Linked DNA regions of Homo sapiens: region 1 is linked to region 2. A link is a loop called in an ENCODE intact Hi-C map of the cell type or tissue named here. Cell type or tissue: B cell. All regions are shown on one strand. Links, peaks and the distances in the headings refer to the core of each region. The heading gives the core; the rest is flanking DNA.

Region 1 (9,907 bases), core at 1,176-9,175, 270 kb after region 2:
GATTGTTTCCCGGGGTCTAACACTGACCACCCAGAAAACCTTCAGTCCTGAATTGAAAAACGATCTTTATGGAAATGAGAAATCATATGTCTGAAGTTTGGCTTTGAACTAAACACATGCCCCTTGAGCCCTGTGTTAGTCCATTTTCACACTGCCGATAAAGACATACCCAAGACTGGGTAATTTACAAAGAAAAAGAGGCTAATGGACTCATAGTCCCATGTGGCTGGGGAGGCCTCACAATCATGGTGGAAGGCGGAAGGCACGTCTTACATGGCAGCAGGCCACAGACAGAATGAGAGCCAAGGGAAAAGGAGAAGCCCCTTATGAAATCATCAAATCTCCTGAGACTTATTCACTACCATGAGAACAGTATGGGGGAAACTGCCCCCATGATTCAATTATCTCCCACTGGGTCCCTCTCACCACACATGGGAATTATGGGAGCTACATTCAAGATGAGATTTGGGTGGGGACATGGCCAAACCATATCAAACCCTCTTGCTATTGGCATTGACTATCCCAGGCCGTGCCTACTTTTCTTTCCATCATGTAAGGGTTTCCACTTTCATTGAAGAACGGGGAGCCAGACCTAAGCCAAAGTCACCGTATTTCTGGGGAGATTGCTTACGGGACAAGCATCAGGCCTCAGATTTTCTCACAGAGTGGCCAGCTCCCTCCTTGTCATGGGGTGGGTGGGCCAGGCAGGCAGAGGACTTCATTTCCAGAGCCGAGAGGGCTTGGGTTGTCTGCTCACATGAGACTTGATTCCCCCTAACTGCCACCTTCCCCATGGTCCCTGCCTAAAGCTGGATGCGTATATGAAAGAGGCCTCGAGTGTTTATGCAGGAAGGAGAAGGAGGATGAGCTGTCATTACCCCTTCCCTGGGGCTAGATGGCCCAACTTCCTGAGGGGCCCTGAGTAACACAAACTCCCATCTTTGCTTTCTCTTCCTGTAGGTGTAGGAATGAAGCTAACTGACGTTGGCATAGCAACGCTGGCTAAAGGGTGAGTAGGAAAAAATGGAGTGTGCATCAATTAACACTGGGCTTACAGACACCTTCCAGGCAGACACTGTCAGGCTGAGGTGGGCAAAGTGAATTTCTTGTCCTAACTGTGGATGACGAATGTTCTTGGAATGAATTCATTTCTCTCACTTACATAAAATATTTATGGACTTTGTTCTCACAGGGGAGCACATTTGTTTCTTAACTTTGAAACAAATGAGAACTCTTGCAAACACATTTCAAGATTAATAACCAATAGGAGTACCACGGGGAGAAAATGCTGGCATTACTTGGATGCCTTTTAACTGGGAATATTCCGTTCTTTTACATTTAATATCTTCACTATTAAAAGCTTCTTTGAAAAAAAATTTTTTTTGCAATTGAATGCAGTGAATTCAATTTGTATATTTTAAATTAATTTTTCTCCAAAAAGTATTTTAGGCAGCTCACAGACCCCCATGATGATAATCATAGGAGGCAATGTCTCTGGCAGAGCTGTGATTAGTTACCTGTTTTTGATGATGGCTTTATTTTTCTAATACAGAGTGGTGCTTTGCTTAGTGTGAGGCACACACAGATGATGCTATGATCACATTTTACTGGGGCATCTTTTTAACAAGCTGCCCCTTCCCACTTCTTTACTTGACTGCCACTGAGGAGAAAGCCAGCCATTTGTTGTTCTTGGTGAAGATGCAATTCTGTGTTGGAACCACCATCGCCTTTGCCCACTCCTGCTCTTCCTACGTACTAAGACCATCTGTAAGGGGGAGGAAAAGAGAGCTCATGACTTTTGGAGGGGATGGCTTCTATTTCAAAATGTAGGTTTTATTAGTATGAGGTATCGTAAGGTCAACAGATCAGGAGATAGTTGCCATTGAAAAGCTAGTTTGTTACTTGCAGCTGCCAAGAGGGGGCACCAGGCCACCAGGGGCCATCTAAGAAGCAGCAGGGCCAGTTGGGAGGCAGAGGAAGTGAGGGGAAAATGCAGGCAAGAATATTATGGTTTATTCGGGAAGGAATAGGTGAGGGAGGATAAACAGTCCTAGGATTGGCTAATTTGACATTTTCCAGCAGTCTCTGGGACATAGGGCTGGCCCTAGTGTCTGGTACCTGCACTGGGGTGATTAGGGCAGGTGGACAGTGGCCCCAGTATGAGAGACCACAGAGGGGGTATTAGGGGTGTGGCTCTGGATTGGTTGGTTTGCATATATATGAAAGGCTCTCTGGAAGGTGATCATTTACTCTCTCTAGGAATATGGCAGCCCTGAGAGGAGTAAAGTCTCTCCAGGGCCAGTAAGGCACAAGATGTCAAAGCATCAGAAACACAGAAAATAAAGTGGTGGGATGAATCCAGCTTCCTTTCCCAAGGCTGAGAACAACTTATCCGTGGGAGCTTTCTGGTTACTTCAGACCATCAGTGTCAGCCACGATCCAACAAATATGCTAATTTTCAGCTTCAATAAAGGACAGAGAGAAGTAGAGGAATCTGAAAAAGTAGGAAGGGGATCGCTCTTTCTTTTAACCTCCAGGTCAGTAAGTCTGATTCATGAAGTTCTCGCCGATTGCACAAAGCTTCCAGTTGGGTTTTAGAACCAGAATGCGGTTTGGACCTTTTCCCTGGGATGGCTCAGTGATGATGAAGTTTTATGTTGGAACTGTCTCCAGGCTTCTCCCCTGTGCTCACCAGAGACCTGGCTGGCATACACTTCAGGGAATTGGGTATGTTCTTGGGCTTGTGAAGACAGCGCATTAGGAGGGATTATGATGTAGTGGGGAGGAAGGAACGAGGGATTTAGAGCGAGACCCAGTTCATACCCTGATGCTGCTGCTTCCATTTCTCCTGATAGTAGCCTCGCTTCTTGGCATCGTAGGAATTTGCCTAGCCTACCTGATGAGGGGGATGAACGTCTATTGCAGTTTCCCCATGATGGTACCATTTTATGCCTGATGTCCTCACATCCCATACGCTTTAGCATTGATCCTGAACAAGTGTACCCATTTAGAAGATAAATTATATGGTGCCCTATTTATGGAGGCTTCTGGACCCCAGAAGGATTTTCCAAACGGAGCCTTCCTTTCCAGGCTCCATGTGTTCTGCAGAACCTTGCAGATGCAAGCATCCGCCAGCCCTAGTTTGAATCCTGGCTTCTCGTCATACCAGCTGTGTGACTGTGGGCATGTGACTAAGTTCTTAAAGTCAGTGATGTACAGCATGGGGACACTCCGGCTTGCCCTGAGTATTCCCCCAGTTAATCTACACCTAGCCCCTGAAACTGGAAGTGAGCTAGATAAATATTAGTTTCCCTTCGCTCCTCATGTCTTAGCCTGACACCAGAGTAGGCAAATTTCGTGCTGTTATTTAGAACAACTCTCTACCAAAACAAAGAAGAAACCTGCCCAAGAAGTTTCAAAAATGAAGATGGTCATGATTATTGAAGACATCTTTTAAATTCAAGTCAACAGCTTCCAGGAACCCAGACCGACTGGGAGCTTCAAGTGGTACATTTTTTCCCCTCCTGATTTAAAAAGAAATCCAATCCTTTGGTTTTGTTCTCAGCTTTAATGTGACTTATCTGGCCCGGGACAGCTGCCCAAGACCCATTAGAAGCACTGACGGCTGGAGCCCAGTGCAGAATGCTGTCTATAAAGTATTACTTACTCATTGCCTTCCCACCCAAGGAGAGGCCAGGGAGCAGGAGCTGGGAGAGGAGGAGATTCTGAAGTGTTTGAGAGCTTTGGCAGGGATATTAGATCTTCTTGTCTTTTGTTTTTTAAAAACTTTTCTTTAAACGTTACCTTTTTAAGCCACAGTCTTTTTCCCAAAAGAAATATATCTTACAATCACAGTTTGAAAAACTGATGAAAAGGTAAAACTTCTCCAAACAGAGCATAAGAGGTGGTTGAGAGACCTCTTTAGAGGCTCCTGGGAACCCCTCTGGAGTGGAAACCAGTGATCAAGCCCGACCTCCTCACTTCACAGGTGAGGAGGCATGGGGCATGGGGCATGGGGCATGGGGCAGCCTGCTTGCTGGCAGGAGTCAAGAAGTCTTTCCTGCTTGAAGTCAGCACCCCAAAGTGAACGGCAGATCCTCAATGCTGGGAGGCGAGGCACAATTGAAAAAGTTCTCCAGTGAATGTCAAAGCTGCAAAAGGGAGATAACTCATGAGGACAGACTTGGAAAGGGCTCAAGTTCAAGGGCACTCTGCAGACAGGAAAGTCCAGGTGGGAGGCAAATGAGCTGGGGAAGAAAGGAAGGCGAGCATCGCAGACTGCAGACAGCAGGAGAGAAGATGGAGGAATAAGGGTTGATCGAGCAAGTTCTCTTGATTCTTAGCAAGCAACTGTGAGTGAGCTTAGTTCATTCATGATGCAAAGGGAGAGTCGCAAGTTCTATGGGGGGGCTGGTACCTGGCAGGGTTCAGCTGGGGGAACAGCACCACCATAAGAAGCAGTGCTCCGTGTGTCATTTAAAAAAAAAAATTCCCATATGTCTCAATCAGGACCATATATTTGGCTGCTGACACCCCAGTCATGCAACCTGTTTTGCTGTCTTGTTCAATGAAGTCAAAGGCTATGATCCTATTTCAGGAGTAATTACTCTAATCTCATAAAATAAAATAGAGAATTGTCATGACTTACTCATTTTAATTCAACTTTACTTCATTGTATGTTCCTTTTAACAGGAGTATGTCATATTTCTCTTGGGAGCCAGAGATATAATTATGTCTGGAAACACATCCCCTGTGCCTCAGCCACCTCAATCTTTTGGCAAATGTTGAGTACAAAAATTTCAGGTTACAAAGTATGGCAAGTAAGATTGTTTTGACATCCAGTAATCCATTTTCTAGATAGACCCAAGATACTAACCCGTTGAACAAATTTCTAATTGGAAATTACACAAGGAAAAAAGGCCTAATTTTATAACTGGAGATTTGGAAACGTAACCTAACCAACTCCAGACCGATCTAAAGCCATGCGTGCAGTGGAGCCGAACTGCAAACTCATGCTTCTCTCCAGCCAGTCGGGGAGTTCCCGGGGAGGCGACGAGATTGCAGTTCAACCACCAGAGGGCACCAGAACCAATACTTTGCCCTTTGTAGTCTCCCCTAAAAAGCCAATTTCCTGTTGCCAGATTGAAATAAAACAAAGAAAAGTACCATTAGCAGATTTCTTCCCTGGCAGTAAGCATTAGACCAAAATAAGATTAATATGGACAGCCGTAAAGGACACCCCTCGCAGTGGCTGCCAGCCAGCCTTGCATCTTTCTACCCTCGGAGGAAGGAACGACGAGGCTTAAGGATGTGTGGCTTGTGTCAAGCGTCCCTGACATGGAAGCCAAATTCCCGAGACCCTGGACAGAAGCCTGGATGATTCATTCATGTAGCAGGAGGACAGTTGCCTTGAGAAAGCAGGCTCCATTGGGGTCTGCGTGCCTAGCTCTGGTCCTGGCCATGAACAGGAGAAAAGATCAAAATAGACTCCCACACTCGGCCAAGCTGAGTTCCAAAAGAAAGGCTCTGCCTTCAATGCCCACAAGCAGATGGAGGGGACGGCAGCCACCTGGGATGCTTTGCCCAGTCACAAGGCCGAGCCACCACCGTACCTGGAGAGGAAGCGCCAAAACAAACTTGGAGGTGGGAAGAAACAATCTAATCCGAAGAAACACGCCCCGAGAATAGGCTTATGTGCATGAGTGGTGACTCCAGGCAGACTATTTAAAGCAATGCATGAGTCTGCCAGGAGAGGAAACAAAGGGACATTGGAACAGAATTCCTGATGCCTTTAAAGTGTCTCATAGCAGGGCCATGTCACTATAGAACACCAAACATTTCAGCTGAGTCCCCAATGCCAGGCATCAGCGGACCAATCTCACAGGCCTGTCAGCTTGAGAAAGGCAATTTTATGCCCCAGATAGCTCCTGTCCCCGCCTGCCACAGGGTCATCTGTCCTGGAAGGCCACCTGCATCCCATCTTCATCCGGTCAGCCCATTCTGTAGTAGGGCTGGCTGGCCCGCTGGCTGATTTATGTGGCCAGTCTTTGCCATTAAGGAAGTTTGGAGGCTGGAGGGAAGTCTGAAGGGAACAGTGGTGATTTTCGCAGTTTTTGGCAAGGCAGACCCTACTATAGCAGTGCTCTCAGTGTATGGGGGAGTCTCCCAGGCCCAACAGAGCCAGCCAGGACATGCCCCCTCCATGGAGGGACTAGCACAGCAGTATCCTGGCCTCTACCCAGAAGTCTTACAAAGGACAGTTCTGTTGAAATGTCTGGAATTGGGATCCATGGGTTCCTCCCACTCCTGACCCTATTCCCTAGTTGTCCCTCTGCCCAGTCCATTCCCCAGGACCTGAGGACTCAGGGACAGGTGCTGCATCGCTTGTCATCCAGCTTCAGAGATGAATCTGAACAGAGAGAACGTCTAGAGAAGTCTGGTAGATTCGAGATCACCCCTGCAGGACAGACTGGTGGCCAGTAGGAGACAGAAGCACGAGGCAGGTACAGGGATGGCTGAGAGGGTTGGGGTGACAGAGCCTGAGTGGACAGCATGGGGTGAAGACCAGAATAGACAAGAAAAAGGTTATCACTGCCTTCAGGAAGGTCTAAGCCAATGTAGTGTCACCAGGTGGGAGCCTCATGACAGATCAGAGAGGGAATGTGCTGCCAAGATGCCAGCAACTAAACAAGTTTGTCGACTAAAGACAAGGAAAAGTCTAGAAGGTAGCCAGAAAAGGAGGTGTGGGGAATGTGTGCGTGTGTGTGTGCGCGTATATATGTCTGTGTGCGTGTCTTTGTCTTTGTTTCTGTGTCTGTGTCCCTGTGTATGTGTGTGCATGTGTGTCTGTGTGTATATCTGTGTCTGTGTCTTTTTGTGTCTGCCTCTGTGTGTTGTGTGTGTGTGTGTGTCTAAAGAGACCTTGCCTGTTTGAAGGCAGAGGGGAAGGAGCCTGTGGGAAAACAATGAGGGACTAACGGCGGAGTGATGTTCCAGAGTGGTGAGCACCCCTCGTGAGGATTCAGAGTTTGTCAATACGGAAGGCCCTGCAGCCCTCGCTGTGCAACTTGGAGCACACTGGAAATGTGGCTTTGCCTCTATCCACCCTCACTGCCACCCAGGGCGTCAGCCCAGCTGCTCCTCTGAATGGTGAATTCTCAAAAAGCCTGTACCTAGTGGGAATGCTGACGCGCTTCTCCCTCACCTCAATTACCTGCCCTGTGGCCCTGCAGAGGCTCCTGTAACCGCCCCACAAGTTCTCCTTGCCTGTATGCCTAGACAGGACATGGCCGATTTATCAAGATGGGAACTGCAACAGAGAAAGAGTTTAATTCACATAGGGCCAGCTGTATGGAAGACTGAAGTTTTATTACTACTCAAATCAGTCTCCCTGAAAATTTGGGGATTGGGGGTCGGGAAGTGGGGGTAGTGCTGATTGGTCAGGTGGGAGACGAAATCGTAGGGAGTCAAAGCTGTCCTCTTGTGCTGAGTCAGTTCCTGGGTGGGGGCCACAAGACTAAATGAGCCAGTTTATTGATCTGGGAGGCGCCAGTTGATCCATCGAGGGCAGGGTCTGAAAAACATCTCAAGCACCAGGCTTAGGTTTTACAATTGTGATGTCATCCCTAGGAGAAACTGGGGAAGTTTAGAACCTTGTAGCCTCCAGCTGCATGACTCCTAAACCATAATTTCTAATCTTTTGGCTAATTTGTTAGTCCTGCAAAGGCAGTCTAGTTCCCAGGCAAGAAGGGAGTTTGTTTTGGGAAAGGGCTGTTACCGTCTTTGTTTCAAAGTCAAACTATAAACTAAGTTCCTCCCCAAGTTAGTTTGGCCTCTGCCCAGGAAAGAACAAGGAGAGCTTGGAGGTGAGAAGCAAGACGGAGTCAGTTCAGTCAGATCTCTTTCACTGTCACAATTTTCTCAGTTATAATTTCTGCAAAGGTGGTTTCACTCCCATTTGCAGATAAAACCAGCACAGCCCTTTGGGGATCAGAGCTCTGGGGCTTAGGACAGTGGGCGAATCTCAGGCTGCTTATCTGGTGGGTGTCTACCTACAACGCCCCCTCCTCGGTTCTTTGTCTTCAATTCGTTTCCATTTCAGATACTAACGAATGGACTGTGTGCTTCCTGCATATTCATGGGGATGGGACTCATGCGACCTCAAAAACGGACCCATAGTAGATGAGTGCTTCTCCCCCTCCCCTGGGCTCTTCTCTGAGCTCTCTTCTTCGGGACTCCTGTCTCACAGAACCTCCTGGTTGAGGGTGCCATCAAAAGCAATGAGAGTAGAAACTGTGCAAATGTACAGGGATTCTAGAATATGTTGCCAGCAGACGCAGAGACCAGACTCATTGAAGGTGGGGCACCTCTGCCCTCCTCTCACATTTTTCTGCAGAAAGAGGGAACTTTTTGTATTCTTTTTTTTTTTTCTCCAGCCAGGGAGGCTATGAGGGAACATAGAGCCAGGGCTTGGTTTCTGTTGGGGGTAGCTGGGACTGTGGCTTCAACTGAGGCCTGAGGGAGGGGCCATAGCACTGGGCAAGAAAGGCAGAGAGTGCCAGGAACCAAGGGGAGGGGCTGGACTTTGTTCAGAGGGAGATGGGGCCATCCAAGCAGTTGCTTGGCCATGACAAGATCTGACCTGCACCACCTGGACCAGGCGGAAAGCAGGGGCGAATTGCCTGGAGGCTCCCCTGACTGGCCCAGGGAGGGGCAGTGGTGGCTCAGATGGCATTTGTTCAGATAAGTTGCTGAAGGTTACCTGCCCCAAGAGAAGGTCACCTTGTAGACATCCTCAAGGGGGACAACTTCTCTAGAAAACACAGATCTGGTTACACTACCACGTCCCCGCCCTCAAAAGCTCCATGAATTTTTAAAAGTGCTTTTCAAAGTAATTATGTGAAACAAGATTTCTGTTGTCAAGTAATTTTGGGAAACCCTAGGTTGAATAAGTTTAGGAAGTTTCTTTTTTTCTTTCTTTTTTTTTTGAGACGGACTCTCACTCTGTCACCAAGGGTGGAGTGCAGTGGCACAATCCTGGCTCACTGCAACCTCATTCAAGCGATTCTCCTGCCTCAGCCTCCTGAGTAGCTAAGACTACAGGCACACGGTACCACACCCAGCTAATTTTTGTATTTTTAGTAGAGACGGGGCCAGGATGGTCTCAATATCCTGACCTCATGATCCACCAGCCTCGGCCTCCCAAAGTGCTGGGATTACAGCTCCCAAAGTGCTGGGATTACAGACATAAGCCACCATGCCCGGCCAGGAGACTTCTTTAGTGTGAGACTTCATATGGTCTTTAAAGAGCTGATGTGTATTTTGAATGTCCTAGGGACAAGGAAAGATATTATTATTATTATGACTGTTTTGAGATAGGGCCTTTCTCTGTTGTCCAGGCTGGAATGTAGAGTCCTGATCATGGCTCACTGCTGCCTCGAACTCCTGGGCTCATGTAATCCTCCTGCCTCAGCCTCCCAAGAAACTGGAACTACAGGCATGCACCACCACACCCAGCTATTTTTAATTTTTTTTTGTAGGGGTGGGGTCTCACTATGTTGCCCAGGCTAGTCTCAAACTGCTGGGTTCAAGCAGTCCTCTCACCCTGGACTCTCAAAGTGCTGGGATTACAGGCGTGAGCTACCTACCATACCAAGCCTAGGAGAGATATCAGATAGCATTTCTCACAGCATTTACATCACAGAATTTCAAAGACTCTTGTGGGACTGTTGCTCATGAGAACGTATTTTGGAAACCAGCATGCCACAGGAGAAATGGCACGGCACGGCTTTGAAACATTTTCACACATCCTCCGACGGCATCTCCCCTCAGAACACCTGCTCTGGCTCACAACGTGCCTCTGAACCTTACCATGTTGTTCCCTCTGCCAGATAAACCCCAAACCATC
Region 2 (9,907 bases), core at 1,043-9,042:
GGTGCAGTGACTCCCACCTGTAATCCTAGCACTTTGGGAGGTCGAGGCAGGAGGATTGCTTGAAGCCAGGATTTTGAGACCAGCCTGGGCAACATGGCAAAACCCTGTCTCTACAAAAAATGTTAAAATTAGCTAGAGCATGGTGGCATGCACCTGTAGTCCCAGCTACTCTGGAGGCTGAGGTGGGAGGATGGCTTGACCCTGGGAGTTTGAGGCTGCAGTGAGCCATGATTGCACCACTGTGCTCCAGCCTGGGTGACAGTGTGAGACCCCATCTCAAACCAAAACCAAGAAAAAAATTAGCAGACTCACCCTTCCACAAGCTTCTGAGCCTCCCAGAGTGGGAACTGGCTCAGTCTATACAGCTCCCAGCACAGCATCAGGCAAGGGTGCCATCATAAGCCATGTTATTGGAGCCAGTCTGCCTGGGTCCAAATCCAGGCCCCACCATTTACTTCCCCTGTGACCTTGAGCAAGCCAGCTAGCCCTCAGGGCTTTGATTTTCTCCTCTGTAAAACAGGGATAATAGCAGCATTTCCACTGCAAAGACCTGAATGAGTAAAATGGTTAGCACTGTGCCAGGCTCATAGCGCTCTGTAAGTATTAGCTGTTATAATTATTAGGGGTTCAAGTTCTGTCTTGCTCAGCTTTCCAGCTCATTGAAGGCTAAAGACCCAGTGCATTAATTGCTCAAAAATTTGTCGTAATTGCTTGGAACTTTTCATTTACATCCTGCAAAGATTATTTCTGCCATAACATTGCAAAGTTTTCAAATAGCCTTGTTCCCGTTTCTGAATATGGGCAGGGATCCCTTTGGGGTGCTCACTGACCACTCCCAGATGAGCCATGGGTTCTGTCTGGGCTGTGTATGGGGAGGGCGTGGAGGGTGGCATGACGGATGTACAGAGTGGAAGCCCTCAGGACAGAGGTGCCCTGGAAAGTTCGTAAGGCACAGCGGCTGCAAAACCTCTCACGCCCACCTTAGAATTCCCAATGTACTTTCCTCAGTCTCCAGGTCTGTCTTTTCCTTATAGTGTTTCTCAGTGTCTCATTCTGTACGTGAGAAATCCCAGTAAAAATCGAGAGTGGGAACAATGCAAAATAGAACTGTATACTTAAAAATGGTTAACATGGCAAATGTTATGTTTTACAAGAATTAAAAATAATAGTTAAAAAAGCCGCAATTATAAAAACAAAAAACTAGAGTAGGAGGGACCTAGGGACCTCTATTCATGATTTGACATCCAGTTTGGAGAGGCCAGAGTCAGGGAAGCTCCCTGCCAGGATTTCAGTCCTTTTTGTTTTTCCCTGCTGGGTGGGTAGTTTTCAAAACTCCGCTAGAATCTAAACGCTTTTGCTTCCGTGCCCTGCCCCCTGCCCCAGGGGCCCCAGATGGGTATCTGGTTGACTGTTCTCAAGGCAGGGGCCTCCCTCCCAGGAGATTCGGTGGAGCTTTTTGATATTTCTCTGCCCTTTGGCAGCATCACAGGCATGGGCATGGGAGAGGAGGGAGCCGGCCACTTGTCCTGGCCTGTTGATGCATGCCCGAGTCTGGCTGTCATCCCAGCCGCGCTGGCTGCTGTCCCTCGGTCTTCCTGAGGGCCCCCAGGCCTTCTAGGTATTGTATTGAGCCACGAGCTGGACGGGGAGGACCTGGATGTGCGTGGGAGCTCGCGGGTGGGTGAGAGCGCACCACTGCTCCGTGCGCTGCGCAGCTGCAGGGCCCCGGGCAGGTGCAGACGGCGCTCAGACCGGGACGAACGCAAGCCTGTGCTGCCCTCTGCTGGGTACCCAGCTCCCGGCCGGCCCCGAGCTCAGAAGGCGAAGGGAGACCCAAGGCCAGGCTGGGGCCCACGAAGCCGGGCTCCTCTAAGGGGTGCACCCAGCTCCCAAGGCCCCCGGGCGGACTTCGAGCAGTCCCCGCGCGGGGGCCCCAGGGTTTCTCGCTGGGCCCATCATGCCCTCTGGGCTAGGTGGCCAGGACTGTGCTCTCTTGCCTAGGGACCGGGTGAGCTCGAACTGTCCCCATGGGGCGGCTGCGGCTCCTGCAGGCTGTGCCGTCCTGGGCTCCTTTTCCGACATTGCCACCTGCCCCATTTCCTTTCCAAAGCAGAGGTGTAGGCGCCTGCCCACTATCAGTCCCTCTTTGTTGCAAGAGGCTCTGAAGGGCCCTCCCGCCTCCAGACCATTCATTCCCGTCTGACTCTGCAGCCAGACAGATCTTTCCAGAACATTAATCTGATTCTGTCATGCCCTGGCCTGACCTCCTTCAAAGTCTGCCAATTGCCAAGAGGGTCATTACAAAACTCAGCATGAAATACAAAGGACTTCAGATCTGGTTCCTGCTTCTCTTCCACCTTTTAACCCCCAGCATTATGGTCTCTTATGTCTGTCATCTTCCTGTCGAGACCAGAGGCCTTGCGCTCTGGAGCCACACAGCCGGAGTCCTTTCCCAGCTCTACTATTTGCTAGCTGTCTGACCTTGGCCGAGTTTCCTCTCTCTCTCTCTCTCTCTTTTTTTTTTTTTTTAAGATGGAGTCTTGCTCTGTCGCCCAGGCTGGAGTACAGTGGTGCGATCTCTGCTGGTTGTAACCTCCGCCTCCCAGGTTCAAGCAGTTCTCCTGCCTCAGCCTCCCAAGTAGCTGGGATTACAGCTGCACACTACCACGCCTGGCTAATTTTTTTGTATTTTTAGTAGAGATGGGGTTTCACCATGTTGGCCAGACTGGTCTTGAACTCTTGACCTCAGATGATCTGCCTGTCTTGGCCTCTCACAGTGCTGGGATTACAGGCGTGAGCCACCTCGCCAAGCCCCAGAGTTTCCTCTCTTGCCTCAATTTTTCATCTATAAACTGGGGATGATAACAGTAATATGCTTCATAGGGTTGTTGTTAATATTATTTGTATATAGAATATATAAATATATGCAAAGCACTTAGAATAGTATCTGGCACATAGTAGGCACTTTATAAGTGTTAGTCAAGATTATTCACTGAAAATGTGGGGTATCTCAGTATGTTGCCCAGGCTGGAGTGCAGTGGCTGTTCACAGGAGTGGTCATGGCTCACTGCAGCCTCGAACTCCTGGCCTCAAGGGATCCTCCTGCCTCAGCCTCCCTAGTAGCTGGGACTACAGGCACGTGCCACTGTACTCACTGCAACGTCTTCCCTTTGACTTCAACTTCTCCTGTTCATCTGATGACTTGAATAGCCATTTGAGCAACCTATCCAGCAACCTCAGATCAGTTCCTCGATCTGAATCCCAGTGACCTTCACTTCCAATTTACTCAATCCACCCCCACTCATGACCACCCCAGAACTGGCCAGCACTTACACTAGCAGAAGTGTTTTCGAAATCTTACACTTCAGTATTCCACCTTCTGACAACGCCCACCTATCCTTCCAGGTATCGTAATGTAAATGATTTTTTATTTGCTCATTTTCTTTCCAGGTTATCCAGTTTTTTTGCCTCTCCTTTTACTATCAGATCTTTCTAGCTTTTAAAAATTTTCCTGAGTGTATACATTACTGATCCCTTGAACTTTTTTCAAGTTCTTGAACTCTCTTGCACATCCATTCCCTCATTTATTCACTCAGTAAACATCCACTGAGCGTCAGGGACTGTGTCAGGGACGAGGACACATGATGTCTGCCCACAGAGCTTAGAGTGAAAGAAGGCAAAAAACACGTTCACAATTATACAACTTTGCATGAGAAAAATGCTGGGAATGAAAGCAACAGGCTGCCAGGTTGGAGAATAAAGTGGAGAACTGCAAGAGGAGAGTCTTCAGGGATGGCTTCAGAAAAGGTTCTTTGAATGTCACCAAATTGAGGCCATATGGAAACATTGACGAGGATGGTTTTTTGTTTTTAGGAGAAAAGTGTTGGGATTGAAACACTTTCAGAGTTAGTAAAAGTGGACTGGGTGCAGTGGCTCTGATGCCTGTAATCCCAGCACTTTGGGAGGCCAAGGTGGGTGGATCCCTTGATTCTAGGATTTGGAGACCAGCCTGGGCAACACAGTGAGACCCCATGTCTACAAAAATTTAAAAATTAGCCAGGCATAGTGGCACATGCTTGTGGTCCCAGCTAATTGGGAGGCTGAGGTGGGAGGATCTCTTGAGCTCACTGTGATTGCGCCACCGCACTTCAACCTGGATGACAGAATAAGACTCTGTCTAAAAAAACAGAATTAGTAAAAGTGACAAAGTAGAGATACAAGTAGAAATAGAGATGGCTCACCTAGGCTCTGTTTTGGCAGTTTAGAGAGGGGAAGCAGAGAAAATGGCAGATACTAGAGCAGGCAGGACTGGCTCCTTGTTAAAAAATTATTAAGAATTTAAAAACAGTGACGGCAGAATATTAAACCAGGCACAGGGTGCTGTGTGTCTGTAGAGGTCTCATGCCCACGAAGCTGGCTCTGACAGCATGCCTGTGTGCCAGTGAGAATAATTGGTCAAAATGAGGCATATTGATCATATTAGAGGGGAGATAACCAAAGAAATGAAATTTAGGAAAGACAAAAAGGAGATGGAGAGGCTGGGCATGGTGGCTCACACCTGTAATCCGAGCACTTTGGGAGGCTGAGATGGGAGGATCACTTGAGCCCAGGAGGTTGAGACCAGCCTGGGTGACATAGCAAGACCCTGTCTACAAAAATAAAAATAAATTAGCTGGGCATGGTGACATGTGCTTATAGTCCAGCTACTCGGGAGGCTGAGGTGGGAGGATTGCTTGAGCCCAGGAGGTTGAGGCTGCAGTGAGCTATGATTATACCACTGTACTCTAGCCTGGGCTAGAGAGTGAGAACCTGTCTCTAAAAGAAAATAAATAAAAGGGGATGCAACCCAGAGTCTACGTGGAGGGGTTAGACAGGAGTGACAAGTCCTCCATTGTAACAGGAAGAAAGAAAACTATCGATGCAAGAGGGTTAATAATACGCTGTGATGGCTTCAGTTTTTCAGTGACGGGTGAAGCAAGGCTCTCAGGAGTGGGAGGGTAGGAGGAGAAGGAGAATGAGGGGCTTAAGTAGAGAGAAGTGTGTGGAAGTTGGTGGGGGTTGGAGTTTTGCCAGTTGAAAGTAAAAGAATGGATCAGGGGAGTTGGTGTTTGTGAGAGCGAATAGACGAAACAAAGAATCTGGTTAGACAAGAAAATAAGTCGAGATTTGAGTGAAATAAGAGGGGTCAAGTGTTAGCATCTTGATTCTGGTGACTTGTGATATTGAAGGGGCACTTGAGAAAGTGGGCTGAAAGATAGGGCTTTGTAATCAGAGAGGACAAAATTTAAATCCATGATTTTGGAAGAGTGTAATTTTTGTGATGACAAGGTCCAGGATATCTCTTGGGTGGTGTATGGTTGGGTTACAAGAAGTCTCTGTGGATGAGGAAGCCAAAGAGCCAAGAGAAGAATTGTGTGGGTCATCAACGTGGAGTTGAAATTACCAGGAATGATGAGGGCATAGGATGGAGCTAAGCTTTCAGGTCAAGTGCTAAGTCTTCACTCTTCTCTCAAGATGGGAAAATAATGCACCATTAAAATTATTTTTTCTGCTAGGCACGGTGGCTTACACCTATAATCCCAGCACTTTGAGAGGCTGAGGTGGGAGAATTGCTTGAGCCCAGGAGTTTAAGACCAGCCTGGGCAATATAGCAAGACCCATCCCTACAAAAAATAAACAAAATTAGCGGGGCATAGTGGAGAATCACTTGAGCCCTGGCGGTCGAGGCTGCAGTGAGCCGTGATCAAGCCACTGCACTCCAGCCTGGGTGACAGACACCCTGTCTAAAAAAAAATTTTTTTTTCTTGCAACAGCATTTCTAAGTTTTGCGAACTCCTCTCTCCTCCCACTTCATTAGAGAGATCAAATCTCCGTGGGACTGAAGGGGGCACAGTTCTTCCTTTGAGCCAGGAGGGGGAGCAAGAGACTGCAACAGAAGGCTCTGAATCTAAACGAAGCCTTTCGGAAGACAAAGGGGTGGATCACAAAGGAGCTTGCGGTTCCCCTCCGCCTTTCTGCATTAGTTTCCTAGGGTTGTTCTAATAAATTACCACTAGCTTGGGCCTTACAATAGTGGGCATTTATCCTCTCATAGCTGGAGTGCAGTGGCTCCACCTCCTGGGTTCCAGCAGTTCTCCTGCTTTAGCCTCCCAAGTAGCTGGGACTACAGGTGTGTGCCACTGCACCTGGCTAATTTTTGTATTTTTAGTAGAGATGGGGTTTCACCATGTTAGCCAGGCTGGTCTCGAACTCCTGACCCTCAAGTGATCTGCCTACCTCAGCTTCCTAAAGTGCTGGGATTACAGGCGTGAGCTACCACGCCGGGGCCAATGATTTGCTTTTTTAAAAAAACAAAAACCAAACAGCCTCAGAAATTTTGAACTACTTTCTCTAAAAGAAACCAGCTTTATTGAGAAATAATTCACATGCCAGACATTCACCAATTTAGTATATTTGTAGATCATTGATCATCACAATCAATTTTAGAACATTTTTTTATCACCCTAAAAGAGTCCCCATACCCATTGGCAGTCCCTTCCGGTTTCTCCCACCTTCCCGGGCCCCCAGTCCCTGGTAGCCTACCCTATCACTAGAGATTTGCCTTTCCTGGACTCTTCACAGAAATGGAGTCAGACAGTAGAAATGCAGTCTTTTAAATTATTTATGGGCCGAGCTGGGCGCTGTGGCTCACGCCTGTAATCCCAGCAATTTAGGACGCCAAGGTAGACAGATTACTTGAGGTTAGGAGTTTGAGACCAGCCTGGCCAACATGGTGAAATCCCGTTGCTACTAAAAATGCAAAAATCAGCTGGGCATGGTGGTGCACACCCCTAATCCCAGCTACTGAGGAAGCTGAGGTAGGAGAATCAATTGAACCCAGGAGGCAGAAGTTGGAGTGAGCCGAGATCATGCCACTGCACTCCAGCCTGGGTGATAGAGTGAGATTCTGTCTCAAAAATTAAAAAAAAAAAAGATTTATGGTGAACAGCGGGTTAGATGTCATTCTTTTGATTTTAGGGTTGTATTCAAGTATAAGACTCATTCTTTTCACAATGAGCGGTTAGAGCAGCAAAGCTGTAGATATCTGAAGACTTTGAGAGCTTAGGGAATAGGAGGATCATCTGGGGTCCCCCCTTTCTCTCTCCTTCCCCCGCAGCCCTCTCCTTTGCCACCAGCAGCCGAGAGAACAGTCTTGGGGGAAAGAAAACACAGAAGCTCAGTGCTGCGGGGAGAGGGGAATGAAGGCGTGATAAGAGACATGCGGGGGCTGTTCCTGGCTCGCTCACCTCCTTGTCCTCTTCCTCACCGAAACCACAGAGTCTCCCCCAGCCTTGCAGCAGAAGTGTGGTCGTGCCTCTGCAGTAAGCTGGGTGTAGGACTGGCTGGCCAGCATCTGCAGTCTATGCTGAGTACCTGTGCCTGGGTGACCCTTCCCCCGCGACTCCAGTGTGACCTTCCTTCCCAAGCCTCTTGTTGCCCTGGGGTCTTCCACATTCAGCTGTGTCAAGCTCAGGGAATACAGGAGGAAAATGGGATCGCCTCAAAGTTAGGGGCTGGGGGATGAGTTGCCGCAGGTACTAACAGGCAAACCTGCCCTGTTCCTCCAGCCGGGTGCCAGTGGTAGTTGACAGGGAAAGGGCCCTTGAGGAAGAGAGCAAGTGGGGAGAGAGAGGGAGAGACAGAGAGGATGGAGAAGTTGGAGGTCTCTGTGGTGGCCCAAGGGGGCAGTGGGGCCTGGAGGAGGTGGTTGGGCATCTGCTCCCACTAACCCATGGGCCACCTGGTCCCTTTGCCACGGACCCTGCTATGGGCAGCCATGGTGGGGTGGAGGCGTGTCCCTGGCACCCCCATGTCTCCCCGCATGAGTTTCCTGAGGAACCTGTGGGCATCCCGACGCCCTCTGGGTTTCACCTGGAGGACCACTGCTCACAAGTGGCCTCTCCTTATTTCTTTGAGCAACTTGAACTCTGTGAAAAGAACGTGGGCTCCACGGAGGCCTGTGCCAGCGGAGACAGGAAACATCACCGCTGTTTTCAAGATGGTTCCATTCACTCTTTGTCCTAGTGACCCTGTACTCAGCTCCCATTGTGATGGCTTGGGCGGGGGGATGGGCATGTTTTCTGGATAGTTCCACTGCCTCTGCCCCACTGCATGCAAGCCTGGTCAGCCTGGTGAGGGAGGGCATGCTCAGGCCCCCACCAGCCCCGGGCCTGCTGTCCTTCAGTGGCCTGTGTTCTGAAGACACAGGTGCATCTCTGTCACCCACTACCCACCAAGTCACAAACACCTGGGGCGGGAAGGAAGGTAAATGTTCCTCAAGGGATAGTGTGTATATGAGGGTGGGGTGCGTGGCTGGGAGGCGCACAAATGGCAGCATCCACTTAGGAGCCTGTACCCATCTTCCAGCAGGTCAGCACGGCTGAAGCCAGCAAATTTGTTGTGTTCTCTGGGCCTTAGCAGTCACGACCTTGGACCACGAGATGTGCCCTTGTCGCATTTATTTAAAGAGTTGAAATCTGAAAGGTGCATTAGAAATCGTTCTATTTATAGAGTCACTCTAAATACACTGTGGTGGAAGATGGCCAAGAGCTATTGTGAAGTGAAAGTAGGAACTGGAAAACGGTGAGCTCAGCATGATCTCACATATGCACATATGTGTACACCTGTGTGTATACATGTATAAAAGATATCTGTACACATGTATGTGTATAATACTCATACGTGTGTGTGCATATGTGTGTGTGTGTCCATATGGTCTGGAGATTTATATGCATAATACAACCGGAAGAAATATACACTGAAGAGATAGCATTATCTCTTGAAAGTGAGATTGGGATTATGTGGGGAGGGGAACTTTTAAACATTAATTTACGGAAAAGAAACGGAAAAATGTTCTGGTTCAGTCTAGCCAGGGTAAGTTTGAGACCTGGGCCCCAGGGTGACTTTCACCTCAACCACTGCTCTCTGCCAGTGCCACGCTGCCTGTGGCCTGGCCCTTGCTGTGAGTGTTTACGACCACAAAATTTACTTTTCCTGGAAGTGGTTTCTTCTGATGGCTGGAGAATGTTTATGACATTGTCCATCTCTGTTTCTCCTTAATGAAATTGCCTGGCAGCCGCGGTATTTTAGAGAAGTCTTAACCCCTACTCACTCTCCATTTAGCTTTCCATTCCATTTTCCATGGGAATGGCTGCTCTGACATCAGAATAGGCAATGGCAGCAGGAAGCAGTATCATCAAAGGTGCGAGTTTGAACTCTGGGGAGAGAGGTGTTCATAGGGTAATTTTTGCAACAGTTGGAAAATGCTCTACTGGACAGGGCTGGCTTTTGCTAAGAGGCTCAACAGGAGTTGGTCCATGTGCTGCATTCTCATTTTCACTCCCCAGTTACTCCCTGGGCCACCTGCCTGCCGCAGCACCTGAAGTCAAGTCACCAGAGGCTCAACTTTCTGGTCCATGTGTGGCTGTTTCTTTTTCTATTTATTTTTGTATTTTATTTATTTATTTTTTGTGATGGAGACTTGCTCTGTCACCAGGCTGGCACGATCTTGGCTCACTGCAACCTCCGCCTCATAGGTTCAAGTGATTCCCCTGCCTCAGCCTCCAGAGTAGCTGGGACTACAGGCACGCGCCACCATGCCCAGCTAATTTTTTTGTATTTTAGTAGAGACGGGGTTTCACCATGTTGGCCAGGATTGTCTTGTTCTCTTGACCTCGTGATCCGCCCATCTTGGCCTCCCAAAGTACTGGGATTACAGGCGTGAGCCACTGCGCTGGCCATGTGTGGCTGTTTCTAGGAGAGATTTCTGTCTCATTCCTTCTCTTCCTTTTTTCTTTCTCTCCCTCAAAATTTTCCAATGTTCCTGGGAGGGCTAGTCAGTCACAACTTACAGTGGTGTAGTAGTGGG

Evidence for each region. Peaks named below come from ENCODE experiments on the same cell type or tissue, not always from the same donor. Only the 100,000 strongest peaks of a DNase experiment are listed, where the experiment ranks them.
Region 1: it touches region 2 in a loop (22-fold over the local background); 17 of 110 quality-filtered maps call a loop at or near these places.

What each region holds. Positions count from the first base shown.
Region 1 is chr18:58,489,151-58,499,057 of GRCh38, reverse strand. It overlaps ALPK2 (alpha kinase 2), which reads left to right. Exons shown (of 13, transcript NM_052947.4): 12 at 961-1,009. Among named protein-coding and RNA genes, the nearest start is that of MIR3591, 43 kb to the right of the region's middle. RefSeq lists a silencer at 5,040-5,089 and enhancers at 4,866-5,365, 5,366-5,867. In B cell, for the core only: CTCF peaks have their summits at 4,872 and 5,071 (motif pointing right); a DNase peak (open chromatin) is centred at 5,057; H3K27me3 peaks cover 2,066 bases.
Region 2 is chr18:58,760,479-58,770,385 of GRCh38, reverse strand. The region is part of intron 1 of LOC105372146 (a long non-coding RNA gene); the gene reads left to right. Among named protein-coding and RNA genes, the nearest start is that of LINC01926, 48 kb to the left of the region's middle. RefSeq lists enhancers at 1,465-1,614, 5,963-6,232, 8,354-8,403 and a silencer at 1,695-1,844. In B cell, for the core only: CTCF peaks have their summits at 1,593, 1,792 (motif pointing left), 5,686 and 5,886 (motif pointing right); DNase peaks (open chromatin) are centred at 1,765, 5,925 and 8,545; H3K4me3 peaks cover 492 bases; H3K27me3 peaks cover 2,799 bases.